Regions from separate parts of the Homo sapiens genome. Here regions 2 and 3 are each linked to region 1. Evidence: chromatin contacts called from ENCODE Hi-C or POLR2A ChIA-PET data. All regions are on one chromosome and are shown on one strand. Each heading gives the region's core, a stretch centred on a gene start or an enhancer-like site at or near the end of the contact. The rest is flanking DNA. Distances are from core to core; before and after follow the strand shown. Region 1 holds the start of GFI1 (growth factor independent 1 transcriptional repressor). Region 2 holds the start of MCOLN2 (mucolipin TRP cation channel 2). Region 3 holds the start of LMO4 (LIM domain only 4).

The links. Hi-C counts contacts between places; a loop is a spot of excess contacts on that map. ChIA-PET counts read pairs that join two places held with the same protein, here RNA polymerase II (POLR2A). Pooled maps may share reads with other maps.
Region 2: a loop to region 1 is called in a map with no recorded cell type, with 7 times the contacts of the local background. The contact joins the promoter of MCOLN2 here to the promoter of GFI1 in region 1. A Hi-C loop is called at or near these places in 1 of 37 single-sample maps with no recorded cell type and 1 of 50 pooled maps. POLR2A ChIA-PET finds 5 or more read pairs at or near these places in 1 of 52 experiments (activated T-cell).
Region 3: a map of naive thymus-derived CD4-positive, alpha-beta T cell shows a loop between it and region 1 (16-fold over the local background). The contact joins the promoter of LMO4 here to the promoter of GFI1 in region 1. A Hi-C loop is called at or near these places in 2 of 168 maps with a recorded cell type or tissue (CD4-positive, alpha-beta memory T cell and naive thymus-derived CD4-positive, alpha-beta T cell) and 7 of 50 pooled maps.

The regions. Positions count from the first base shown.
Region 1 is chr1:92,485,213-92,488,756 of GRCh38, forward strand. GFI1 (growth factor independent 1 transcriptional repressor) reads right to left here and starts at 1,713. Exons shown (of 7, transcript NM_005263.5): 1 at 1,514-1,713. RefSeq lists silencers at 290-469, 670-719, 1,340-1,449, 1,540-1,749 and enhancers at 297-897, 820-969, 1,870-1,919.
Region 2 is chr1:84,995,093-84,998,636 of GRCh38, forward strand. MCOLN2 (mucolipin TRP cation channel 2) reads right to left here and starts at 2,021. Exons shown (of 14, transcript NM_153259.4): 1 at 1,704-2,021. The coding sequence starts at 1,780. RefSeq lists enhancers at 504-563, 2,884-3,544 and silencers at 1,364-1,413, 2,024-2,313.
Region 3 is chr1:87,327,324-87,330,867 of GRCh38, forward strand. It overlaps LMO4 (LIM domain only 4), which reads left to right and starts at 1,557. Exons shown (of 5, transcript NM_006769.4): 1 at 1,557-1,921. RefSeq lists silencers at 759-928, 1,179-1,608, 2,532-2,621 and enhancers at 1,467-2,044, 2,045-2,620, 2,186-3,544, 3,401-3,544.

The sequences.
Region 1 (3,544 bases), core at 463-2,962:
CCCTCCGGGGTGGCTCCTAGGGCTAGAGCTTTGTCGCTTCCTGCACTTCTCGTCCGTACAATTAGACGCCACAAACCCCAAACCCAATTCTTTAAACAGCCACGAAACTCGGAAGAAAAGAAAAACGGAGTGGCGTTGTCCCGAGGGTCCCGCTGCAGCTTGGACCCACGTTGGCTGGGAGCGGGACAGATGGGGGCGGGGTAACTGTCAGCGCCGGAGCTGGGTCTGGGCTGGCGCCACCAGAGACCAGGCGGACGCGGAGGCCGCCTCCCCACCCGGGCTGTAAGCCCACGCCTCTCTCGCACCCCGGCCCGCTTTGCTGGTTCCTGTGGGGAGCGACAGAGTTTGGAGGAGATAGGGGCCCCGGGGCCTGGGCCGAGCGCGTGGGAAGGCAACCCCGCGCTGCAGCTGGCGCGGGAGGTGGGGCGGCCCCTCCGCGCGCTCAGGCCTCTCCTCACCGTCCGGGCCCAGGAAGGAGGGAGCCGAGGGCGCTAAGGGGGCGTCCTCCCGAGCGCAGCTGCCGCCGCCTCCCCACCAGATGTTTCCTTCCCTGGTGGATTTGGCTCCCCTGCCGAACCACCAGACCGCCTGCTGCGCGCCCCCAGCTCCAGATTTCCAGTCACACTGCGCGGGTCGCGCCCTAACCCAGCTGCCGGAGCTCTCTGGGCTCCCGCACGGCGGTCCGCAGCAGGTGGGAAACCGCCCGCGCCCTCTGATCGCCCCCGCAGTGCCAGTGCTCTGCGAGTCCCCGCGGCCGCCCCCACCAGGGCAGGAGGCGCAGAACAGGCTCGGCGGACCTACCTGCGGAGTCACGGCGCGGGCACCGCGCTAGGAGAGTTTTCAAACGGAATCTTGCTTTCGGGAGAGACCGCTCTATCTCTCTGACTTAAAAAAAAAAAAAATTCTCCTTCCGAGCTCAGCCCCCAAAACCACAAGCTTCACTTCCTGAGCGTTACTGAGTCGCTCGCATAGCCCTCCCAGACCTGCTCCCAACCCCCGTCGGGCGGCCGGGCGCGCTCCTTTGCGCAAGTGGCCAGGCGGTGGGGGGCCTGGCCTTTCCAGCCCGTCCCGCGCGCCCCTTAGTAGTCCTCCCAGTTCTCTCCCTGTGGGTCGGCAGGGGATGGGGGAAATTGGAGGTCCGGACACTTAGGCACTAGAAATGACTTGAAAGAAAATGAACTATTCTTGGCTCCAGGGAGACTTCCGCAGCGAGAGAAGCCACAGATTGAGGACACAGATTGACTGGCGAGAGAGGGGTGGGGGGCGCCCCGCTCCGAGGACCCTCCCCGCCCCTCAGGCCTCGGTCACCCGCCCCCCCCACCCCCGACCCCGCCGCCTCCTAGGGCTGCACCACCCCCGGGTCGGGACCGTGAATCACCGGCCCGCGGTGCCGCCGGCCTGGAGCCCGGCGAGTGGCCACGGCGTCCGCAGAGCGAAACCTGCCCCGCAGGCCCCGAAATAGCTTGTTGTGGAAACACTTGGGGATAAATACGCCCAACGAGGCTGAAAATACCTTGACACCCAATCCGAGAGGTTTGCTCATTTCCCTTCGGATTTAGGTAATGGTTAAATTTGGAAGAGGTGGGCGAGCGCCGAGCCCCCGGCGGAGAGGGCCCTGGCGGCGCGTCCCGCGGGCGCCCGGCGGGACCGGTGGGCGCACCCTCCCTGCGCGGAGCTCGCCGGCTCTCGACCGGGTCCGCTCAGCCTTCGACTAATTTCCGGTGGTCGGAGCTGCAAAATTAAAGGCCGCGCGGGGGCAGCGCCGGCGGCTGCTAGGCTGACTCCGCCCTGCCGGGGCAAGCCAGGGAGAGCGGGACCTCGCACGCGGGCTCTGCCACCGCCTGAGGTCATACCCAGGCACTGGGTGTTGGCGGGAGCAGTAAAGCGCCATAAAAGCACCACTTGGATGACTATTGCAAAGTAAGCCTTCTTCGCTCGGATTCTATGTTTCATGAGGGTAGGCACTGGATCTTCATCTTTATGTCCTAGGCGGGCTCTTAACAAAAGGCTGTGGACTGAGTAAATGAATGAGTGGGGTTAATTAACTAATTAATTATATTAATAGAACAGGGGGAAAAAACTTAAAACCTAACTCATAGATACATGAACAAATGCAGCAACCTCCAACGCTAGACTGTATGCCATGACCCATAGTGTGTGGCCTGCTGTGTATACTCAAAGCCTACACCCTTTGCTCATTGGAGTGGATGGATGTTGTAGTCATGTTACTTTTCAAAATGAATTGACTTGGATTTTGATCACAACTTCGTGCACAATAGGCCTCCAATGTCAGACATGCACAAGGAGAAGAGAGTGGTGCTCCCCAGTTCTTGCAAAATAACTACCATGTTCTAGGTTAATCTTAAATTGTTATGGGGGGGGAAGCCCTTAAAGCTCTTTTTCTAGAAACAGTTTTTAAATTATTCTTATTTTGCACTGTAAATTTAAAATTTTGCAGGGAATATTTGGTTAGTATAGCAGTGCTTCGAGCATGTATTAATAAATTATACGTTTTGTTAAGCAATGACCTGTGCCCCTATTGTATGCCAGGCGCTGGGCAAATCTTGTCTGCCTAGCTGTCCTCCTTCATTTGCTCAACACATCCCTTCTTTATATATAAATGCAGAGGCAAGCAATTTTGGTCAGAAAGGAAAATTAAGGACATTTTGTTAATATTTTATTTCTTGTGTGCTTTGTCCTGGCCTAAGGTATAAAAATCTCACAGTAGTGCAAAAACAAATCTTTCCCTTATTCCCTTCTCTCCTACTCGATAGCAGAAAAAAACAAATTTTTAGAATAAAATTATAAATGGGACAAAATAAAATTTCTTATCAACCAAGTTCTAGAGAAATGGTTGGACTATTTCCTTTGCATATTAGCAAGTTCAAAGTCAAAATTTCTCGAAAAGGTGCTGTGACTATTTTATAGTTTAGTTGAGTGTTGCTGTTTGAAGTCTCAGAAAACTTGAGGGAGCCCATGAAGGGGGCAGATAAGCACCTTGAGCAGTGAGCAGTATCACCTTAGAATAAATCCCTTTCATTCAGATTTAGTCTAGTCATTTTGCTTTTCATTTGCCCTTCACAGACTCTTGGGATTTCTGAGTTTGAAAAAGAAAACTGAGAACTGGAACAGGGACACGCAGAAAGGAGCAGGTGGGAGGGAGATGGCACTGAATTTCCCTTTATGTCTTTTACATGTTGAACCATGTGTATGTAGTACTAACTCAAATAAATAAATACACATTTAAAAAGTATTTAACAAGTATTCAACACGTTTAAAAAGTATTTAACAATACTTTTTAACAACACAACACTCCCGGGTGTATAGTGTTGAAGTGTGACTCCCACACTTGGGGAAGAATAGGAGAAAGGTAAGAAGAGGGGAACCCAGAGAGGTTAAGAACCTTGCCAAGGACAGTGAAGAGCTAGGACTAGAAATAACGATACAATGAACCCATCTCTGACTTCCTGCTACTCCAAACTACCTCTTGCTTCTATTAAACTAAGGGCAAAGAGAATAAGCCACCCCTCCATGAACATTTTTA
Region 2 (3,544 bases), core at 771-3,270, 7.5 Mb before region 1:
TCCCTGTCTTATATGGGCACAGTTCATGGCACCCCAAAACAATTACAGTAGTCACATCAAAGATCAGTGGTCACAGATCACCATAACAGATATAATAATAATGATGAAAAAGTTTGAAATATTGAGAGAATTGCCACAATGTGACATAGAGACACAAAGTGAGCACATGCTGTTGGAAAAATGGCACCAATAGACTTGCTGGACACAGGGTTGCCACAAACCTTCAATTTGTAAAATAAAATAAAATTGAATTAAATGCAGTATCTACAAAGTGCAATAAAGCAAAGAACAATAAAACAAGGTATGCCTGCACTTTTTTCTATGAACCCCTTAACATGTGACACAAGAGCTCACTAAAGAGTGATTTAATTCTTCAGAACTGACACACGGAACTTAGACCCTAGGCCTTAAAGAAAACAGCCCAGCTTCAGGAAAGTCCACTTTTACTTTTACAGCCAGAAGAGTTTTCTTTGGCCACTACTTTTACTTTGAAAGCTATAGTCACAAGAAGCCATCTCTTTTTCCGCCGGTTTTAAAATTGTCTTGTTCTAGGTTTCACTTCACTGACAGAGACATAGCCAAAGAGATCAGCTTGTGAATATGATCATTCTTGACTTTCAGTTCTGTATTTCGTGCCCCTTTGCTCAAACTATGTCTCTCAGTTCTTCTCACTTGCTTCATTAAAATATTTTATATCTATTACTCTATTTTTTTAAAAAAAAACACTTTTGATATGTTCCTCCTTCACAGAAAAGAATGTGGCTACCTCAAACACTTTATTAGGATTCACTCATTTTTTATTACAGGAGGTTAAATAAAATTGGTATTATGATGGCCTCTGTATGGAAAATGTGTCGTTTTTAGAGTTCCGGCCACAGAAACTGACCTATGAACGGTTTTCTAAAGGAGAAGGGTGTGCCTGTGGAAAGTTCACGGCAACGGGAGTTTGACTCCTCTTAAGGTATGAAGAGGAAGACAGGCTAAAGTCTCAAGAAACTTCTGACTCAATAGGGGAAAGCTATCAAATTTCCCAAAAGTTGTGCGATTTTGGTTAGCACATCACAAAGGTGATGAGCAGCTCCTGAGAGTGAAACCCACATCCCATTTCTGGGGAGAACTACGTAGTTGGTTCCCTCTACATAAAATATCAGAGTCTACATCCTGACACCCATAAGAAACCTCTCCCACCTTTCTCTTACTAACCTTTTCTTCCATTCTCAGTTTACAATGACACACAATTTTGTTTCCCACAAGTACCGTTCAACCAGAGACACACACACTTACACATACGTATATATTTCATATATATATATATATATATATATATATATATATATATGTTTGGAGAGCAGGAAACGGGGGAGCCAAGGTCTGTTTGTACTCACAACTTTGGCTCAACTGTGCTGGGGTGGCTGGAGGTTTGACCACGGAGGAGGGGCCCGCTGGCAGCGCCAACCGGCTGAACTGTGCGCCTTTTCATAAAGGCCGAGGAACTGGGGTTAGCCACACTACAACCCTCCCACCTGAGGGAAAGGCCTGTTTGTTCTGGAAGGCACAGCCTAGCCTTATTTAACTAACTGCAAGCAGTTAATATAAGCATTCCCAAGGCAGCAAGCAAGCTCTAGTCTACGAAAGTAAAGCCATCGACTTTAGGAAGATTTCTCCAGTCCAGCATCCTGAAAGATGAAGCCCAGACTCCTCACCTGACGGTTAACCTGAAAACACCTGATCCTCTCTCCGGAATCCTTGCCTGGGGAAAACGATAAGGCTGCCGGGCCATGCCTCCTCCTTCAAAACTTTCCAGGGCTCTCGGGATTCGGAACAGGAAACACCGTTCACGGCCGACTCATTTCGCCCTCGCCGTAACGCGTCCGCCGAAGTTGGAGCCCTGCAAAGCGGGGTTCCCTTCTCTTACCCTTTCTGCCGGCCGCGTGGTGCGCGCAGACCCCGGCCCGAGAGCAGGCGCCGCAGTCGTGGAGTGCGGCGGGCAGTTCTCGGGCGGCTGAAAGGCGGCTCTGTGTGCACCCTGCAGGATGCGGCGCGTGGCCAGGCGCTCCCGCCCCGCCCCCAAGGGGCTGCCCCGCCCCGCCCCGCCCCGCCGCCTCCTACCGGGGACCGGAGCTTCCCCAGTTGGGGTCCTAGGGGACTTATTCCACGCTTCAGCGGACCAGCCTCCCCGCGCTCCCGGAGAAGGGGGTCGGCGACGCGGAGGCGGGGTGGGGGCCGTAGGGGATGGAACCGAGGCGCGCGCGAGAAGAGCCGAGGAAGTAAGCAGTCCCAAAAGGGGGCGGCGGTGGGGCCCCCAGGGAGGCGTGGGGCACGCCAAGGGCGCCGTGGGGCACTGACCTGTGGTGCGGCCCCCAGGACAGGCCCGAGGCGCGGTTGCACACCGGCAGGTCCAGCACCTCCATGCCTCGAGGCATGGCGCGGCCAGGGAGCGGCAGGAGGACACCTAGCGTGGGACGGCTACACCTGTCTGGGCGCAGGCCCGCCGCCCTTGCACTCTCCACCCAAGTGCCCAACGCTGCGGTACGGCCCGCTTTGGCTCGGGGTGTCTGCCGGAGAAGCGCCTTACAGAGGGACCCGGGCGGTGGGCCCTGCGGCAAAGTGGCCCACGCACCCTCCACACCGCTCCCGGGCGGCCGCACCTGGCACTCCCGGCCCTCTGGGGTTCCTGCCTTTTTCGGGGGGGTGGTGGTGAGACCGGGTCTCACTCTGTCGCCTGACCTGCGATCACTGCTGACTGCAGTCTTGAACTCCTGGACCCAAGCGATTCTCCTGCCTCCGCCTCCCAAAGTGCTAGGATTACAGGTGTAAGCCGCTGCGCCTGGCCCCTTCTTTTCTTCACTCTCTCATGCATTCATTTCTTGTTTCCACATGCATTAATTTGTCCGTTGCTTTGGTCATTCCTGTTTTGATGCTTAGGGAAACACTCACTGAGAGCCAAGCCGACCGTTGGGTACTGTGGTCTCTGGGATGACAAAGACATGGTCCTTTCCCTTGAGGACTTCACATTAAACTGACAAGTTCATTCATTCTGGCTTTTCTCTAAAGTGCACGATCATGAAAGTCTGTGACAAGGGCCATATTTCTGAGATGTTAGAAAGTGCGACCGGCGCGCAAGGAATAGGAAAAGCGAGTTGCCCTGCGCCCGCGTCGGGATGAAAGGCAGGGAGCCGGGAGGGAGCGTCAGCGTGGCCCGGCGGGCGCGGAGGGAGGGCGCACGGCCCCAGGGCTGGACTCGTAACCCCAGCGCCCTGCTGCAGCCGCCGTTGCTTTTCCCTCTTGGTGCACGAAAGGAAGACGCCTGTGGGAAATCGAACAGACAATCGGTCGCCGTTCGTGAATCTTAGAGATGAGAGTCGTCAGTACATGACCAAAAGCCGTGTTCGGCTCCTAGTGATGTTAGCTTGGTAGTTTGGACGTGGCCGACAGCCTCCTAGAGCTCGTACCCCTCCTTTTCACGAGGTAGCAGCAGCAAAGTCCGCAGTGCCAGGCTCTGTGAGTCTGCAAGCGTTTAAAAGATCTCCGGGTTTAGCTCAGG
Region 3 (3,544 bases), core at 307-2,806, 5.2 Mb before region 1:
AAACTTGCCCCACAAGGCTGGTTTTACTTAATGATACTTAGCAGAAGGGCTTTGCACTTTCATGATAATTTCCACCAGAAAAATCTCTCTGGAACTTACTAACAATAATCAGGCCTAATATTAGCCTCAGTCTGGAGATTTATTTAACCTATTTGGCAGAGTAGATAAAGTCGAATGCCTAGGTATTCAAGCATCTAGGCTGTGCTTCGGCCTTGGAAAAAGACTCTCAGGCTAGCACCCTAAAAGCATTCCTCAAAACTTGATTTATACTAGAAGTGACATTTCTTACTCTCTAGAGGCTGTGAGATTGCAAATCTTGCAATTACTTCCATTGCTTTTGGGGGCTGTGAGAATTTCCGCCTCTCATCCTCCACAGTGAGGAGGGTAGTCGGGAAAGGCTTTCTCCCTTAAGTTTTCGTCAACTTTGAAAATAAGGACTGTGCTCCCTACATCACCAGCAATTGACAAGGATCCAGGAAATGCCTGCTAGGCACTTTCAAACTCGGAAAAATGGGAGTATGAGGGAGGCTAAGTAGGCAGTATTTAGCTAGCAACTATTATTTCCTTTATGTTTCTACCTTGTTAACTAAGCTTCCACTACGGTTCATAAATCTCCAATATCGTGAATTAAAGAAACAACAACAAAAATCCTCTTCTGTGTGCTTGTGCGTGAGGGGATAGAAGTCCACTGCCCTAAGATGCAGGACTTATCTTCCCAAACAGGAAGAGACCCATTTCTGAGAAAGATGGTAAGTTTCCTAAGGGTCTCCTCTCAGATAGAGGGGATGGCAGTCCCCGAGGGGCGAGCGGGCGCGGGTCCTCAGGGTCCCCGTGCGCTGAGAAGGCAGGTGAGGCCCCGCCCTGCGTCTCGACTCCGGATCCCGGGTCGCGAAGGGCAGCCCAAGCGGGTCCCCGGCCCCAGGCGCCCGGGTCACTTCACCCCACCTGATTCGGGCCCTTCCCTTCTCCTCTGTCGGCCAGCTCTGCCGCCTCGCTCTCTCTCCCGCCCCCCGAGTCTCGTTTCAGTCATCCCTTTGTCCTTCCCCGGATTGGCAGGTTTTATTATTCCGCCTGAACAATCCGGCCGCCCAGTGGCTGAGGGTCGCTGACGTCGGAGGCAGAGCCGGGGAGTAGTTGGGATTTTGCTCTGTCAGTAACACATGTGTAAGAGCCGCGGAGGGAGCGAGCGAGCCGGCTAGAGGCCAGCGCCGCCGCCGCCGCCGCCTCCGAGCCGGGCAGCAACAGCCCCGGCAGCGGCGCAGGCTCCAGCGCGCCGGGCCCGGCCGGCCGCAGCCCCCGACGCCTGGGTGCGCCTGCCTGCCGGCCTCCGCACCGTCCGCCGCCGCTCCCGGGGCTGTTGTGTCTGCGACTGCTCCCGGCCGGAGGTGCAGGGAGCTCAGCCGAGCCGCCGCTGCCATCCCGGAGCGAGCAAGCGAGCGAGCGCGCGGGAGGGAGGAAGGCGGCGGCGGAGGAGGAGGAGGAGCGGGAGGAGCGCGGGCGGGGGCGGGGGCCCCCGGGCGGGGGAATATACAAAGTGAAGCCACATTGCCAAACTTGCAGCAGCGATTGCAGCAGTTGCTGCCGCTGCGCCGCGCCTGAAGCCGCGCCGCGCGGGCCGAGGGCTCCTGCAGCTGCTCGCGCGCAGTCGGAGGCGGAGAAGGACGAAGACTGAGACTGACACTTCTGCTCCCGGCCGCCCGGCACTTACGCGGGGGCCCCCCAACCCGCCCCAGAGCAACGCGATTTAAAAAAAAAAAAAAAGCCGCCCTTAGCCCCCTCCTCCCCTTTCCTGCTTCTGCGAGAACTCCCTCCCTCCCTCCAGCTCCGCCAGCCCAGGCGCCCCTTCCCTGGAAGCCGAGCGGCTTCGCTCGCATTTCACCGCCGCCGCCTCTCGCAATATTGCAATATAGGGGAAAAGCAGGTAAGGGGGCGGGTGGAGAGCCGCGGGCCGGGAGGTGGGAGAGGGAGGGAGGGGGTCGATTCGGGCCAGGGCTGTTTTCTTTGGCTTCCTTCCCCTGACCGTCCCAAATTGCAAGTAAACAATACGTCGGCTTAGATAAAGCGCGAGTCTGAAACTACCGAGGCCGGCCTGCGAGCTAGCGCGGAGGGCAGCCCCGGGCCGCCAGCTTTGTAGCGGTTCCTGCTTACAAAAGGGCTCTTCTTGGAAACGGGGCTGGTGGGGACCGTAGAGGGGGTGGGGATATTTCTAGTTCATAAGGGAAAGGCAAGGGGTGCTTAGATGAGGATTTTAAGTATGAGAAGTAGTGTGTTTGGGGGGGTGGGGGTGGGGATAGTCACGATACCCCCCCTCCCTTCTAGTAAACACTATTTTTGAAACAGTGGCAGGAAGGATCTAAGTGAGCAGGATTCGGTATTGCTGGTTCTTTTAAAAAAATTCTTCTTGGCTTATAAGTCTTTTGTTCCAATCCAGGAGAAATACGGTGAATCACCTAATTAAAATCAAGACATGAATTAAGCATCCATTTTTGTACTACAAATTGCCAGCGTTACGTTTGTCCCTCCCTTGGTCTCCATTAAAAAACACCAGAGACGTTGTTAAAGGGGGGCAGATTTTGCCTCTAGCTGCCAGTTCTGCTTTCTATTTCACTGACTATCCCAGGACCTAAATTGCTTGGCTATGTAATTACTAGAGTATAAGCCTATTTAACTTAAAAGCTTTCTTTTTTTTTTTTTTTTTTCCAACTCTAAATGAAACTTGATGAGGGCCCGTCCTTAGTTATCAGGGGAGTCAGTTTCTGGTCAGTCTTCTTGATTCATCTCTTTTAGATTTAATCAGCATTAAGGTATTGCTTGTCCTTAAGAGCTTTAGCTAATGGGGTTACTGGATGCTTTTCTCAGTGTAATGTTTCCTTTTCAAAAAAAAAATACATATATATTTACCTCTCACTAAAGATGGGGGCGGGGAAGAGCTTGGAATCTCCTCCCTCACTCTCCTTTTAAAAAGGAATTCGGAGCGATTAAAACGTTGGGGGAAACAGTTTAAAGATCTAGGGCAGGAAATGCAGATTCATTTGGGTTAGGGCTGAAATTGTAACAAAAAGCAATTCCTCGAGTAAATGCATCAGATAAATCAATTTACATAAAGGTATGATGCATTCGGATAAATGCAATGCTAATGGGTTTTAGAGTGGTCCTGTTTCCAAAGTCTCAGGGTTTTGTTACAGCTTAATTGGTGCAGTTCTTATTCTGGTTTATTGTGCGGTCACTGGACACACGTTCCGGGACTCTTTCGGAGGAAATGTGTTTAAAATCGGCCTATTTAAGGAACCCGAGTCCTTGTTTCGTTCCTTCCTCGTTTTTTTTGCAGCAGCCAAGTTGGGCCGGGTACAGGCAAAGTTCGCCTTCTTCTGAGGTATCAGCTGAATGTCTTGAGCAGATAGCCGGGAGCCTCAGGGGGAGCCCACACTCTCAGCTTACAGAGGACAAAGACAATACAGGCTGCTTAATTGGCAGTAAATAACTTGATCTTTTTACAGAATAAGTGACTAGAGGAACACTAGGACTTTATTGGACTCGGGATTGA